2 separate regions of the Mus musculus genome follow, and region 1 is linked to region 2. Evidence: chromatin loops called from intact Hi-C (ENCODE). Cell type or tissue: heart. All regions are shown on one strand. Links, peaks and the distances in the headings refer to the core of each region. The heading gives the core; the rest is flanking DNA.

Region 1 (7,158 bases), core at 2,946-5,445, 180 kb after region 2:
TATTTAGGGGAATTTTCTTCTACAATTTCATTGAAAATATTTTCTGGTCCTTCAACTTGGGAATCTTCTCCTTCATCCATTCCTATTATTCTTAGGTTTGGCCTTCTCATAGCATTCCAGACACCCTGTGTGTTTTGTGTGAGGAACTTTTTAGCATTCACACTTTCTCTGAATGATGCATCAACTTCTTTTCTTGTATCTTCTATGCCTGAGATTCTCTCTTCCGTCTCCTGTATTTTATTGATTATGCTTGTGCCTGTAGTTTCTGTTTGCTTACTTAGATTTTCTATCTTTTGTTTTCCCTTACTTTCTGTTTTCTTTATTGCTTCTATGTCCATATTCAGGTTTTGAACAGTTTATATTGATTTTCTTTACCTGTTTGTCTGTATTTTCCAGTATTTCTTTAAGGCATTTGATTGTTCAGGCCTTGGGCAATATTGTGCTATATTTCCCTGGCTGCTGTTGATTTTGTCCTGGTTCCTAGTTATCCGGGTTAAGGGTTATTATGGGTTTAGGTGCTGATTTCTGAGTTCATCTTTGTTAGATCGCTGAGTGTTTTTTGCTGATATTTCCTTGATTCTGTTTCTTCTCTGGTCTTCTGGCCCAGGTTGCCTGCAGTTCTGGTGACCAGCCAGAGTTCAGGTCCAGTAGGGCATCTCTACTGGGGTTTTTGTGACCTGGGTGACCTCTGGGATTTTGGGAACCAATATTGCCTCTGAGGTTCCTAGAACCAGCATGGCCTCTGAGAAAGCAGAGATCTACCAAAGTTGTGATGTCTAATATGATGTCTAATCTGGTGCCCAGGAAATGGGGTATAGTTTAAGGCTGTTGGGTATGTTTTAAGGGAGTTAGTGTGCAGAGGACCATGTCTAACCTGGGGTCCCTAATGCCCACATGGCTTCTGGGAAAGCTGCTAGAGTGGTGGGCAAGAATATAGAGAGTTGGGGATATAGGGTCCACTTTTAAGGGAGGTTGTGGACAGGGGATAGGGTGTTACCTCTGGACCCTGGTGCTTCCATGGCCTCCGAGAAAGCAGTCAGGAACTCAGCAGGTCTTCTGAAGAAAAACATTTAATTGGTGTCAGCTTACAGTTCATTATCATGTTGGGAAGCATGAAATGCAGGCAGACATAGTATTGGAGAGATAGCTAAGAGTTTTACATCTGAATTGATGGTCAGTAGGAAGAGAAAGGGACATTGGACCTGACCTGCGCATTTGGAACTCAAGGTTCATCCTCGGTGGCACACTTTCTCCAAAAAAGCCACACCTATTCCAACAAAGCCACACCTCCTAATAGTGCCACTCCCTGTGAAGCTATCAGGGTCATTTTCACTCAAACAATTACATTCCACCCCACTCTGCCCATAGTCTTGCAGTCATATCACAATGCAAAATCCATTGAGTCTTCCTTTGAAAGTTCCTGTAGTCTATCACAGCACCAGCACTGTTTTAAAGCCTAAAGTTCAAAGTCTCTTCTGAGACTCACCCAGTCTCTTAACTGTAGTCCCCCTGTAAAGTCAAAACGAAGAAGCAGGTCACATACTTCCAACAATTAATGGCGCAGGATATACATTACCATTCCCAAAGGGTATACATAGAGCATAGTGAGAAAATGCTGGACCAAAACAAGACTGACAGCCAGATGGACAAACTCCGAACTCTGCATCTTCATGTCAAAACACTCTTCAGATCTCCAGCTCCTTTCAGCCTTGCTGACTGTATCACACTTCCTTTTCTAGGGCTGATCCAACCCAGTGTTAGCAGCCTTCTTCAGCAGGGATGCCAAAGAGCCTTGGGCATCTTCAGCATCTCAGGGTCTCTAGGGCGATCCAGGCTTCATCTTCACAGATTCATGCAATGGCTTCTTTAGGCCTCCATTCAGTAAGTCTGGCTTCAGGGACTTTCTTTTGACATGGAGGGAGATTCTACAACTCCTTTCTTATATCCTTGTCTCTGAACTCATAACCACATAGCTGAAGCTGCCAAGTTCCATTACTCGCTGGGGCTGGAACATGGCCTCTTTATTAAAATACATTACCTTCTCTTTCAAATACATTTTCACCAGCTTTCTGGTTTCAATGGTTTTCTTCACTGCCTAAGCTTGGATGTCCTGGAAATTGCTCTGAAAACCAGGTTGGTCTTGAACTTTGAGATCTGCTTGTCTCTGCCTCCCCACTTCAGGTATTAAGGCATGTGCCAGGCCCTACGCTTTGCTTAAATACCTTTCCATGTGTTGGAAGCTTGGCAGGGCGGCATCTTACCTTGACATCAACCATTCCCTGTATTCCATCTAACATCAAGTATTTCTTTAATCTTTTTATGTCCTTGAACACAGGATTGAACTCCATTGAACTTCCTGGTGCTCCCTTTCGCAAACTACATTTTGTATTTTTCCTAGCTCAGCTTGTTCATTTTCATCATAGAACTGTGTAAGTCAGACCAGCAAGAGCCATATGACACAGCCCATGCTAGGCAGCTTCTCACTGTCCTCCGCCAAAGCTTTTAATGCATAACTCTTCAATTTAGCCTCAGGTTGGCTTTTTACATAATGGCAGAAAGCAGCCATGTTCTTAGCCAAAACATCACAAGAATTGTTTCTGGGCCCCATACTAATATCCCCCTCTGAATCCTCCCGAATTGTGTCCACACAGTTTAAATAACCCTTAGCACCATTGTGTTCCATGCTCCAGCTAGTATGACCCAGTAAACCTTGCTTGAATTGCCCAATTGCTCTTCTAGTTCAAAGCCCCAAAGGGTTCCATATTCCTCCAAACGAAAGCATTGTCTGGCCTGCCATGGCAGTTCCCCTGGCCCCGCTACCAACTTCCATCTTAGAGTCTTATTGCTGTGAAGAGAAACCATAATCACAGACACTGGGCCTGGCTTGAGCATTGAAGCCTAAATGCCCACCCCCAGTGAAACAGGTCCTTCAATAGGTCCATATCTCCTCTAGCAAAGCCACAGCACTTAATAATGCCACTCTTTATGAACCTATGGGGCCCATTTCCATTTAATCCACCACAGTCCTATTTCAGAAAAGAGTGATGATTCTCCTCTTCCTCCTTCTCCTCTCTGCCCTCCTCCTCCTCCTTCCTCTCCTCCTCCTCCTTGTTCTCCTCCTCCCTGTCCTCCTTCTCCTTCTCCTCCTTCTCCTCCTCCTCCTTCATTGTCTTTGTAGTCATCGGTCTTTGTCTTCTTCTACCTCCTCCTCTTCTTCCTCTTCTTCCTTCTATTTTTCCAGTGCCATCCAAAGATGATGACTGCATTTCTGCATTGCTGTACACTCTGGACCCTCTCACGTTCTATCTTGATCATTTGCACATTTTTCCTAAACATGGCTGCTCGGCGATGTCCATTACAACGGGAATGGCTTTCTTCCATCTTTGTCATTCAATCTTGTTTGCAGCTCCCGAGGCTTCCAGCTAGCTTGTCTTGTTTCTCTTACAACACTTGAATGAAATTGTTCATGAGCTTCTTTCAAGAGTCTTACTGAATTATTCATCCATGAGATTAAAACCACAAGGGGAAAAAAGCCCTGATATTGCTAGCAACACCATCAAAGCATGAGCCTAGCTGAGCCTTGATTTGTGCATCCTTGATTCCTATCAAAAGAATCCTTGAGATACCAAGCCTGAACCATACAGGTAAGCATCCCTCCCCCCACCCATCTTCCCTGCTTGCTGAGTCCTCTGGGCATGCCGAGCTGTCCTGAGCAGCCTGCTATCCCAGCGGGACCTCCATTCTCACCCACATCTCCTTCCACCTTCATCTGACCTGTTGAGCCTAAACCATACAGTTGATCTTCCCTTCCCCCTCACCCCTGCTTGCTGAGTCCTCTGGTCATGCCGAGCTGCCCTGAGCAGGAACTTCCTCTGTGCCCCTTAGAGCGTGCCATTGCGCCAGGGCAACTTCTTTCTCCTGTGTTGAAATTCCTTCAGAATTGACATCATAGTCATGAGCTCCACAATAATTGATTACTGTTCTGTCATTTCAATCACAAATATACTTTCTTTACAAATACACTTATACAAGAATGCTATCTATCCTATTGATAAGCACAGCAACACCTGAAAGTCAAGTAGCACGGAGCAGAAACCGTTCGCACTCAGGTAGATCTGTGTTAAAATGCCTCCCTGAACTTTCATTTCCTAGTTGGCTTGTGACCGACGGCTATGAAGGACGGCTATGACAACTACATGGAGGTGGGAATGAAGGAAAGGGGAGCTTTGACATATAATTGGCGAATCTCTTTTTACTATTTGTAGATTAGCTGAAATTTAAATTGTTTGTTAGAATTTTTATTGTTTTTGTTTATGAAATTAGTGAATCCAGGGCTGGAGAGATGGCTCAGAGGTTAAGAGCATCAACTGCACTCCAGAGGTCCTGAGTTCAATCCCTAGCAACCACATGGTAGCTCACAACCATCTGGTGCCCTCTTCTGGCGTTTCTGGAGACAGCAACAGTGTCCTCACATACATAAAATAAAGAAATCTGAAAAGAAAAGAAAAGAAGAGAAGAGAAGAGAAGAGAAGAGAAGAGAAGAGAAGAGAAGAGAAAAGAAATTAGTGAATCCAGAAGTTGCTCAATATATTCTGAACTGATTACTAAAGTATCAGAATAAGGAGATTTTGTACAGAGACTTAATCAGGTGGGTACTCAAAAGGCTGAGCAGGTGTAGACACCTGCCACGAAGCCCGATGCTGTGAGTTCAGTCTCTGGATCACACTTGTTGGGAGGATGGAAGTGGCTCCTCCAAGTTGTCTTCTGACCTCCACATGTGAACCGTGGCTGGTGTACACCCATAAACAAACATATATACACATTTAAATAAGGAAGGAATGAATAGGAAAATCTGATTAGGATAACCACTTCTCTTGCTTACTTCAATGCTACTGAACTCTTTCTGAACCACTCAATGATGTAGTCACACAGAACAATAGAAATATCATTTATAATCTGAAAACGAAATCTGTAAACAAATAAGGCCAGGCAAGCCCCTCATTACAAACTGACAAATGTTCAGTATGGCCTTATTGAAAGGGACCAATTAATCTAGCAAGGCCTTGTACACAGAGAACCTGGTATCAAATTCCATCAAATTGAACTGATGGCCCTGTGATTTCTCCCACAGGAGGAGTCCCTGTGTGGCGTGCTGCCAAGTCCTGTGGCATGAAATAAGGCCAAGGAGGTGAACAGCAAGAGATGGAATGTTCTGGAAGAAGACCAAGCTCCTGAAGGTGCTGAGACACCAGGGGGTTCCCAGGCTGGGGGGCTTCATCTTGCGATTTATAGCCCCACATACAGGTCTCAGCACAGTTGACACCTGCAGTAGTATTGACTAATACAGAGGAATGAGTGGGGAGGGGGGCTTCTGAGGCAAGGAGGTATGAGCCCACATGGGACTTCTCTTACAGAGTCACACAGGATAGACTGTCTTTCTCTGGTAATGCATTGTCATGAATGTGTGAAATGTTCGCTTGGGCAAAACATAGATAACAAAACAGGATGCCAGAGTTTACTGTTGGCTTGTCCCAGGAGTGCGTTCTACTTAGATACACCAACTTGCCGGACTCCCAGAGAGGTTAGGGATTAAGCATAAACCACATGGATTGTGTACCTTTTAGATATTTGGTACTCTTCTCGGTGAATAGGAGGAACACTCCCGACAGCCAGCTTTCTGTCTGTCTTTCAGGTTGCAGACACAGTGCAACAGTCAGACTTTGAGAGAAGCTGTTCTTTTCTTTTTTTTTTTTAAAGAATTATTTTATTTATGAGTACACTGTTGCTGTCTCCAAACACACCAGAAGAGGGCGTCAGATCCCACTACAGATGGTTGTGAACCACCATGTAGTTGCTGGGAGTTGAACTCAGAACCTTTGGAAGAGCAGTAAGTGCTCCTAACCTCTGAGCCATCTCTCCAGCCCTCCCAGTCCCTGAGAAGCTGTTCTTAGTGCCCAAGCATCCATGGGCAGAAAGGGTAGAGTCCCAGATCATGTCTCCACCCATGGCTTAGGGAAGAGGTTCAAAGGCCACGGTCCATGATCTTCTCCTCTTGGTCCTGACAATGAGCAAAGGATGAAAGTCAGCTTTTAGCAAAGCAGGAGCCCTGCTCACCGCTGAGACACCATGGCAAGGATGTGTTTATCCTTGGAGATTACAGTACCCAAAATAAAATGTAAACTATAGACATATTTTCTTTGCTTTGTACTTTTACATAGGTTATTTCTTCTGTTACAAAACAACTGTGGATGCAGCATTGGAAATGGAGGAAATCAATAGTAAGCCTGGAATGGGAAGGCCTGACTCTATCTGTAAGTGTGTATAACAGGAAGGTAGGAGTCCACACGATAAAAGACTAAATCTCCAACCATGGACACTATTGTCTTAGGAACCACAGATGTAGCATGCTGCGTGTCCTGCTCTGTGCCAATTCCAGTCAAGGTTCCCTGAAGGCATCTCTGCACTCTCGTGTCTACTGTAACAACAATCAATTCTATATGTCTTCATTATTCTTTCATACATGTACAAGATACAGTTTGGTTGTGTCCCCCGCCCCCCCCCCCATTGTCTCTCATTACCTTTCCAATACCTGCTAAACCTCCAGTTCTTCCTGGTGAGTAGCCCTCCTGTTTTCAAATCTTTGCTTTGTGGGTTTGAGGAACCGTGTTTAAATAGGGCTGCTTATGTGAGTGTGAGTGGAATTTCTTTGTGGGGACATGAAAACATCACTGCAGAAGAACATAGCATTGTTCCTCTTGGCAATTGCTGAGAGTTAAAGATTTATAGAAACGTGACAAGGGACGCCTTATCCTTATAACCGGAGTGTAATATGAGTGTAATGGCCATGTTATATCAAGAAGTCAGTGCTTCACAGCAGTTACTCCCATCACCCGGCCCTTGCACACACTCTCCTTCCCTCTTCCATGGAGTTTCCTTAGCCTTGGAGGGTAGATATCCCTGCTCTGCTTAGGGCTGGGCACACAATGGTTGCTTGTTCCAGCACTTTAATCAGGCATGAGTCTGTGCCTAAGTTTTTTCTGTTTGTCTCCTTTTTCCTTTCCCTGAAATTCAACAATCACCCATGTGAAGAGGAAGGGGAAGGCATGAGAAATGATCCTGCCCATCTCCAGGGTTCTCCTCACAGAGACATTTCAGAGT
Region 2 (7,158 bases), core at 1,986-4,485:
CTGACAACCCTCAGGCCCTTGGGGAGTTCACTGTAAAGCTGTGGGAGGACACATCTCTGAAAGTCATGAGAGGGGTTGGAGAGATGGCTCAGAGGCTAGAAGCGTACTTGCTTCTTTTGCAGAGGATTGGAGCATGTGACTGGCAATTTACATCACCTGTGAGCAGTCCCAGGGATGGATCCCCTCTTCTGGCCTCCAAGGGTCCTGGGAGGGAACTGACTGCGAGTTGCCCTAAGACCTCCACATGTCAGCCATAGTGTACACACACGCACACACACACACACACACACACACACACACACACACACACACAGAGAGAGAGAGAGAGAGAGAGAGAGAGAGAGAGAGAGAGAGAGAGAGAGAGAGAGAAATAAAAATAAATCTTAAATATATATACATAAAATGAGACCCAAAGTTAGGTGTCTCAGGCCTTAGACTCCATTTTACTGTGAATCTGCTGTGTGACATTTTTTACTTCTCTGGGCATAGTTCACTTAGCTAGCAGAGACTTTTCTGAGGCCTAGCTGTGTGATAGCACCCTCCCTCATACTGGGTTGTCCTAGAGACAAAGTGATTGGGTAGGTCAGGGCATGGCTCCTGCATCTGGACGTTCCCAGGTCAGCCCCTTGTGCATTGCTCCTTTTTGGACACAGTGCGAAAGGTGAGTATATACCTGTACTGGGAGAACGTAGTGGGTGTGCACAGAGGCAGGTGCTGGTGCCTGAGTGTGCCAGGGTTGGTGTGTGCTGACACTCTACAGTTAAGACACTGCAGCCAGGAAGGTCATGGGAGGCTAAAGTCCCATGCTGAGGCACAGGCTGTAAAGTCACGGTGCCCTGGAGAGTTAGCGCCTGTGAGGGGCTGGATTGCGTTCCCCCCAGTTCCTGTATTGAAATCTTAACCTGTTTCTCTTTCTTTTGGAAACAAGGTCATTGCAGATATAAGTAGGGAAGGAAGTCCACATTCATATAGGGTAGACTCACTACAGTGTGTGTCCCCAGGAAAAGAGATTTGGACAGATACAAACAAGAGCAACATAGAGGTAAGGACAAGGTGGTGGGGTGGCACACACCTGTGATTCCAGGACTACCTGTACTCAAGGCCAGTTTGTACTATGTAGTGAGACCCTGCCTTAAAAACCCAGTATTCCCCTCCCCCCAACAAAGACCAAGCTGATGATTCTTCCTCCAAGCCCAGGGATGCTGAGGGTGCTGGTAACCTTCCAAATGACAGAGGGAGCCTTAAAACAGACCCATGGTGCTCAGAAAAGCTACAAGGGAGATGCCTTGCTCCTGGAGTTTGGACTCCAGCATGGTCACAATAAATTCACGTGCGTGCTTGGGTGTGTGTCTGTGTGTAGTGGGTATTTGTGTATCAGTGTGTGTGTCAGTGTGTGTGGTATGTGTGTGTCAATGTGTGTATGTCTATGTCTCTCTGTGTGGTATGTGTGTCTGTATGTGTGGCTTGTGTCCATCCATGTGTGTATCAGTGTGTGTGTGTCAGTGTGTGTGGTGTGTGTGTGCATGTGTGTGTGTATGTGTGTGCTAAGGCATGCATATATGCAGGCCTGTGTTGGGTGTCTTCCCCAATCTCTCTCAGTTTATCTTTCAGACAGGATCTCTCACTAAGCCCAATGCCAGACTAGAGATACAGGTGACCATGAGCTGCTTTTTAATGTAGGCTACTGGGCATCCGAACTCAGGGCCTCACTCTTGCAAGGCAAGCAGGCACTTTCCCAACTAAGTCATCTCTCCAGCCCTTGTTTTCTCTTTCATGGCAGAGTCTTACTCTGTAGACTGGCCTCCCAAGTGCCACTCCCCCACCCCCAACCCCCCACCCCCGGCATGAACCACTGCTCCTGGCGACACAATAATCTTTGTTTCTGAAGCTCTGGCTGTGTCTCTCACTAAGACCACTGCCTACATGCCATAGGGTGTTAGTGGCTCCTCCGGCTCGGTTCCCGAGATCTGACCGACCAACCTGCTCATCCGTCATGCAACACATGGTGAATGGGTGCCATTAGCTGCCAAAGGCTGAACCCAGAGGCCAGATGGCTTCTCTAGGAGCCAAGGAAGGGACGGCAGAATGTCACTCTGTAGACACTATAGACTCAGACTCCTTATGGTTTAGTCCCAACCCATCCGTTTACTAACCTCCTGACTTTGAGTCCATAGATCAACCTCTCCCTGCCTTGGCTTCTTCCTCACTGGGTCAAGGAAGTGCTCAGGTTGTAAGTGAGCCAACGTTTGCTGCCCACAGGTGCTGCTTAAGCATTTTTAGAAGTGTCTACAGGACAGACGTGTAAGACCTCCTGGGGTAATCTGGGCTGTTACAGTCGTTGCCCAATATCAGGACCAGAAAGACAACTAAGAACAAGAAAGATGACTAAGAACATTATTTTCCCAGCTCTGGTTTAGGGCCATCCTCCTGCCTCAGCCTCCTCCTAGGTGGATAGGGTGATGCTGGGGGGTTGGGTGCTCTGAGATTACCAGTGTCAGCTCCTTCAATGCCCCTGGAAGTATATACAGTCAGACCACATGGCCTCAGTTGCTTCCTGGAGGCCTAAGGTCCCAAGCCCTGCAGCCCTGGACAGGCACTTCAGGGCACTGTACAGTGTGGGTGAATCTGGAGTATGTACACACATACAGACAGCTTCCCATTCTCACTCATTCCAAGGAGTGCCCAGCCACACCTCATGCCCCATAGGGACCCAGAGACCTGGGATCCCGGCCACATCCTTTGTTACCATCCTGTTTCAGGTGAGGAGACTAAGACCTGGGGTGGAAGCAGGAGGCTTCAAAGCTTTACAGAGAAGGGACAGAATGTCCTCTTTCAGTCGGACTTTCTGCTTTAATGATCAGGAAATGTGTCAATATTTGCTCATGGGAACTGCCGCTCCGCCGCCCTCGGTCAACACTTGCAGAGCCTGCTTGGTTTCTCCATCTGTGAGGCTATGGTTATGTCTGAGTTCTGTCTACTCTCTAAAAGGGAGTTCTCTGTAGGCTCTGGCTGTAACAAATGGACAAACACGACCTGACTTATGTGTGGGCAGTGGCACGGGTGTTCTTGGCCACACGCAATCAGGGGAACCCCAGATCATTCACTTCCTAGCTCAGAGTGCCCATGAGCCAACCTCAGGTCCTGGTGGAGCCTCGGTTTTCTCATTCCTGAAGTGCACTTCACAACTCCATCAGACAGCAAGGTGATACAATGACTCCCATTCAGGTCAACCCAGTTCTTTCTGTGTCCGCCAGGGGGCGCCGCTGGACCTCAGAGCACCAGCTCCTCCTCTTTGCTCAGATTCGGCTTTATTCGGCCACAATCGGAACTACCCGGCTGGACCCGACTGTTCTTTAAGGCTCGGAAAAAATCGTCTCCATTCGGTTCTTCTCGGCCGTACTCGGCTGGATTCAATTCTGTTCGGTTTGCTCGGCTGGAATAGATTCTAGCGCTTTTCGGATATGCTCGGCTCCTCCCCTTACTAGGCTTCCACGGTTTGGGCCCTGGAACTCTGCCTACTTTCTGGGGTGCTGAGGATTGGAGGAATACACTCTGCTCCCCAGCCAGGCTTGGACTGCCTGCTGAGGTACTGGTGCTGGGTGCTGGGGCGCGCGCTGACTCCCTCCAGGAGATGGCGACCTCCTACCTATCTGTTTAGACCTTAACTCGGTAATGACCTTGAACTCCAACTGTGATTTACCATTCACAGTTTACACAGGGCTGCCTTCTGGCGTCAGTAAGTCATTGTCCTGCCTCCTGGGAGAAAGGGCAGGAATGAGCAGAGAAACAAACACTTATATTGTAGGACTCTGGCCTTAGACCTGGTTCTGGCTTTTTGTGTCCGGGTATACATTTACTGGCAAAGGCTGTGAAAGAGTATAAGAAGGTATCCACTGGTGGGTGTGCGGAGAAAAGTGGGTGCACACCTCTGCATACTGGGCTTAACCAAAGTAGCAAGATACCCTTTGGTTGGCTGTTCCCAGACACTCATACAATCCTGGACTCTTCAAGATCGTTCGGCCCAGGGTTATTAAGACCCAGAGAAATGTCAAGCACACCTTTAATCCCACCACTGGGGAAGCCGAGGTGGTCAGAACTCTATGAGTTCATGGCCAGCCTGGTCTAGAGAGTGAGTTCCAGGACAGCCAGGACTACACAGAGAAACCTTCATATCAGCCCCGCCCCTGCTTCCCCTCCAAAGACTCGGGGAATTAGGGACTTACCCAATGTCATGAAGTTAGAAAGAAGACATGGGACAGAGCCATAGTCTGTCTGTTACTCCAGAGCTGGACTTCATGTCTCAAGTCTACCTGATGTGCCTGGACGCCCTCGTGTCTGAGGTCAGTAGCCGGCAGCCTCTGGTTTGCTAGGGCCGGATGAGCAGCCTTGTCCCTGTATAGTTCGGTGCGGAGTGTAGTGGGGTGCACAGTGCTAGGCACACAGCCTTCTGCACTACTGTGCCCTTCGCCTGCTTCTCCCTGACCGTCCATCTTTTCTTTCATCCATCTTCCCGGCCTTCTTCCCAGAGATCTGAGACTGCCTGGTGCTGTTCCCACCCCCGGGGCCGCTGACTCAGCCCTTTGCTCTGGTGGCTGCAGCTTGAAGCGGGTAGCCTCTCTGCAGGTCTGGCTCTGTGCCTCAAGAATGCTGCTCCGGCAGGGCCACACAGAGCCATGCCAGTGTGAGCTTTGTGGTGGCCCTTATAGGGCTATCATCCCCCTCTCTGCTTTCTTCTGCCAATGTATTCCTGACTGGACCTGAGAACTCCAAGTCATTTTGGGAGGCAGCACCAGACTAGAAGAATCTGGCGTCCTCTCAACTTGGATTTCGCTCTGCTATGTGACCTTGTACCAAAGGCTTGATCTCCCTGGGCCACAATGTCCCTGATTAAGGGATGGGATTAGATCATCTCTGAGGCTCGTTCCAGGCCTAGTCTTGCTGTTGGATTGTCTGCCTAAATGCCCAGGAAGCCTGAACCCAGAGACAGCCCTGTCAAGGACCCTAAGAAATAGGGCTGGTATACTTTTTTATTTTTTATTGAAGTCCCAGACCTAAATCTATCCCCTAAGCAGTGGGCTAGAGAGTAATACCACTGCCAAGACCCTCTAGCTGCTAACCTGGAGAGAGGCTGGAGGTGGGGCTAGGAATAATAAATCTAAATACTTTTGAGGACCAAGGTTCCCCAGAGAGGTGAAACCTAGCTCAGGCAAGGAGGTATCCAGCAAAACTGAAATAACAGGTCGCCAAGGGTGAGGGACATTTTACAGGAATTGCACAGGGTTTCCGACCTCCAGGAAACCAGGGCTAGGAGCCAGGGCGGTGGTCTTTGCTAAACATTCCCCAGTTTGCCCAGGAGGAAACTGAGGCAGGGTTTTGCCTAGTCCCAGGGCACACAGGCTGCCTCCCCCAGCTCCACCTTGAACATGTTGGGGGTTATACTTCTGTAAGGGAGCTGGCTTTAGGAGAGTCAGTGAAGGCAGGATTCCAGGTGGGGAAGAAGGAATAAGCCATCTTTGGTCCAGCATGAATGGTAGGGGCAGAATCCCTGAACACCTCCGGCAGGAGAGGCAATGCTCGACCATGTTGCTGGGTGTTAGGACCAGGATTTATACCTATGGAGGATGGGTACCAGTGGCTCATGCCACTCAGTCTCTGTAGCTCTTGGCAGATGGCTCTTGGGCTCAGACTAGATCCGGGCTGCCTCCCTTTTCCTGAGTAATGCAGAGCCCCGCCCCCTCTCGTGCAGCCTCCAATTTCCAGGCGGAGTCTTTCTAGGCTCTTGATGCTCGTCCTGTCTAACTCCCAGGGCATTTGACTCAAACAGGTCCCCAGCGCTGGGCCAGGGCCACAGATGCCCAAGGATGTTAAAGATCCAAGTCTCCCAGTACCTCCGAGGCAGAGCCCCAGGCTGGAGGGGCGGGAGCAGGAGGAGGGGACTGGGAAGCCAGCTCAGCGTGCTCCCTCCTCCCTCCCTCCCTCCCTCCATCCCTCCGCCCTCCTAGCTCAGTCGTAGGCCTAGGGGTCGGGCCTGCAACAAGTTATCATCACAGACATGGGCCAAGGAGCCAGAGGCCGTCCGGGGTCTGTGAGTTGAGCTTGAGGCCGCAGGATGAGGGTGAGTGGCTGGTGGCCTCTCTTCTTCTGACTGGGATGGGGGTTGGGGTCACAGTCTGAGATTCCTCTGTTCCCCTCTTTCTGGCAAGCACATAGCTCTTTCCCTCTCGCCTAGCCAGCTCATTTGGAAGATCTGCCACCCTGCACTGCTGGCCACCCTGCACTGCTTCTGGTGTTTACCTGCCCCTGCAGGGACTTCCTCACCACCCACCCACCCCCAGCCACTAAGCCCCGCCCATCTGGATGATAAGGTCGGTAGCCCAGCCTCCCACCAAGAGGCTCTGGCATTTTAGGTGAGGTGGTGGGGACCGGCAAGACCCCTCTATGGTTGGTGTGACCCCCACACTTGGTACTGCCTGGCCCCTCTCCTAGCACCCAGCCAGGGATCCCAGCTGCAGTTAGTCCTGTTTCTAGGGAGAGGGCCCTGCTTCCTGCTTCCTGCCCCAAAGCTCCAGTTCTGTGTCTCTGAGCATCTGACTCCCAAGGGACCAGACCGGTAGGAAACAAAAATGTCTCCAAACCATGCTGACTCTCCGGAAGTTCTTTGCCTTTCAAGCCATAGACTCTAGAGTGAGGTCTATACAGGAAGAGGAAGGAATGGGCACTTTGAAGTCTTTGACAAACTGGGCAGTTTCCCCCGAGTGTAAGTCGCCCATATTGCCTGGCAAGGAAGACATGTTGGCGGCTTGTGTGAATGAAAGAGGGGCTAAGCTGCAATCACTAGGTCACATGACCACCAGGTCACGTGTTTGTGAGTTATTCGGATTTCCTTCACAGGGTGGGCACATCTATGGTCAGAATAAAGTATGTGTGTGTGTGTGTGGGGGGGGGGTGTTGCTGCGACCTGTAGTTGAGAATAGGCGTGGAGTTGGTCTCTGAGGGAATTCCCTGCCTGTGGAGCAGAACTAGCAGGCCCCAGCAGTATGATCATTCCAGAAAGGGGGTGTCTATGAAGACACCTCCTGTTGTCACCCCAATCCCTAGAGAGAAGGCTCTGAGCTTCTGTCCCTTTAAAACATAGTCCCTCTTCATAGCCTTTCAAGA

Evidence for each region. A loop is a pair of places that touch in the nucleus more often than their neighbours do. Peaks named below come from ENCODE experiments on the same cell type or tissue, not always from the same donor. Only the 100,000 strongest peaks of a DNase experiment are listed, where the experiment ranks them.
Region 1: it touches region 2 in a loop (2.2-fold over the local background); 17 of 42 quality-filtered maps call a loop at or near these places.

The regions. Positions count from the first base shown.
Region 1 is chr15:78,352,443-78,359,600 of GRCm38, reverse strand. No RefSeq gene overlaps it. Among named protein-coding and RNA genes, the nearest start is that of Mir7676-2, 7.4 kb to the right of the region's middle. In heart, for the core only: a CTCF peak has its summit at 4,432 (motif pointing left); no DNase peak of the experiment used is centred there; H3K27me3 peaks cover 664 bases.
Region 2 is chr15:78,528,475-78,535,632 of GRCm38, reverse strand. It overlaps C1qtnf6 (C1q and tumor necrosis factor related protein 6), which reads left to right and starts at 5,982. Exons shown (of 3, transcript NM_028331.5): 1 at 5,982-6,115. The coding sequence starts at 6,110. In heart, for the core only: a CTCF peak has its summit at 3,260 (motif pointing right); DNase peaks (open chromatin) are centred at 3,432 and 4,252; H3K4me3 peaks cover 998 bases; H3K27ac peaks cover 1,538 bases.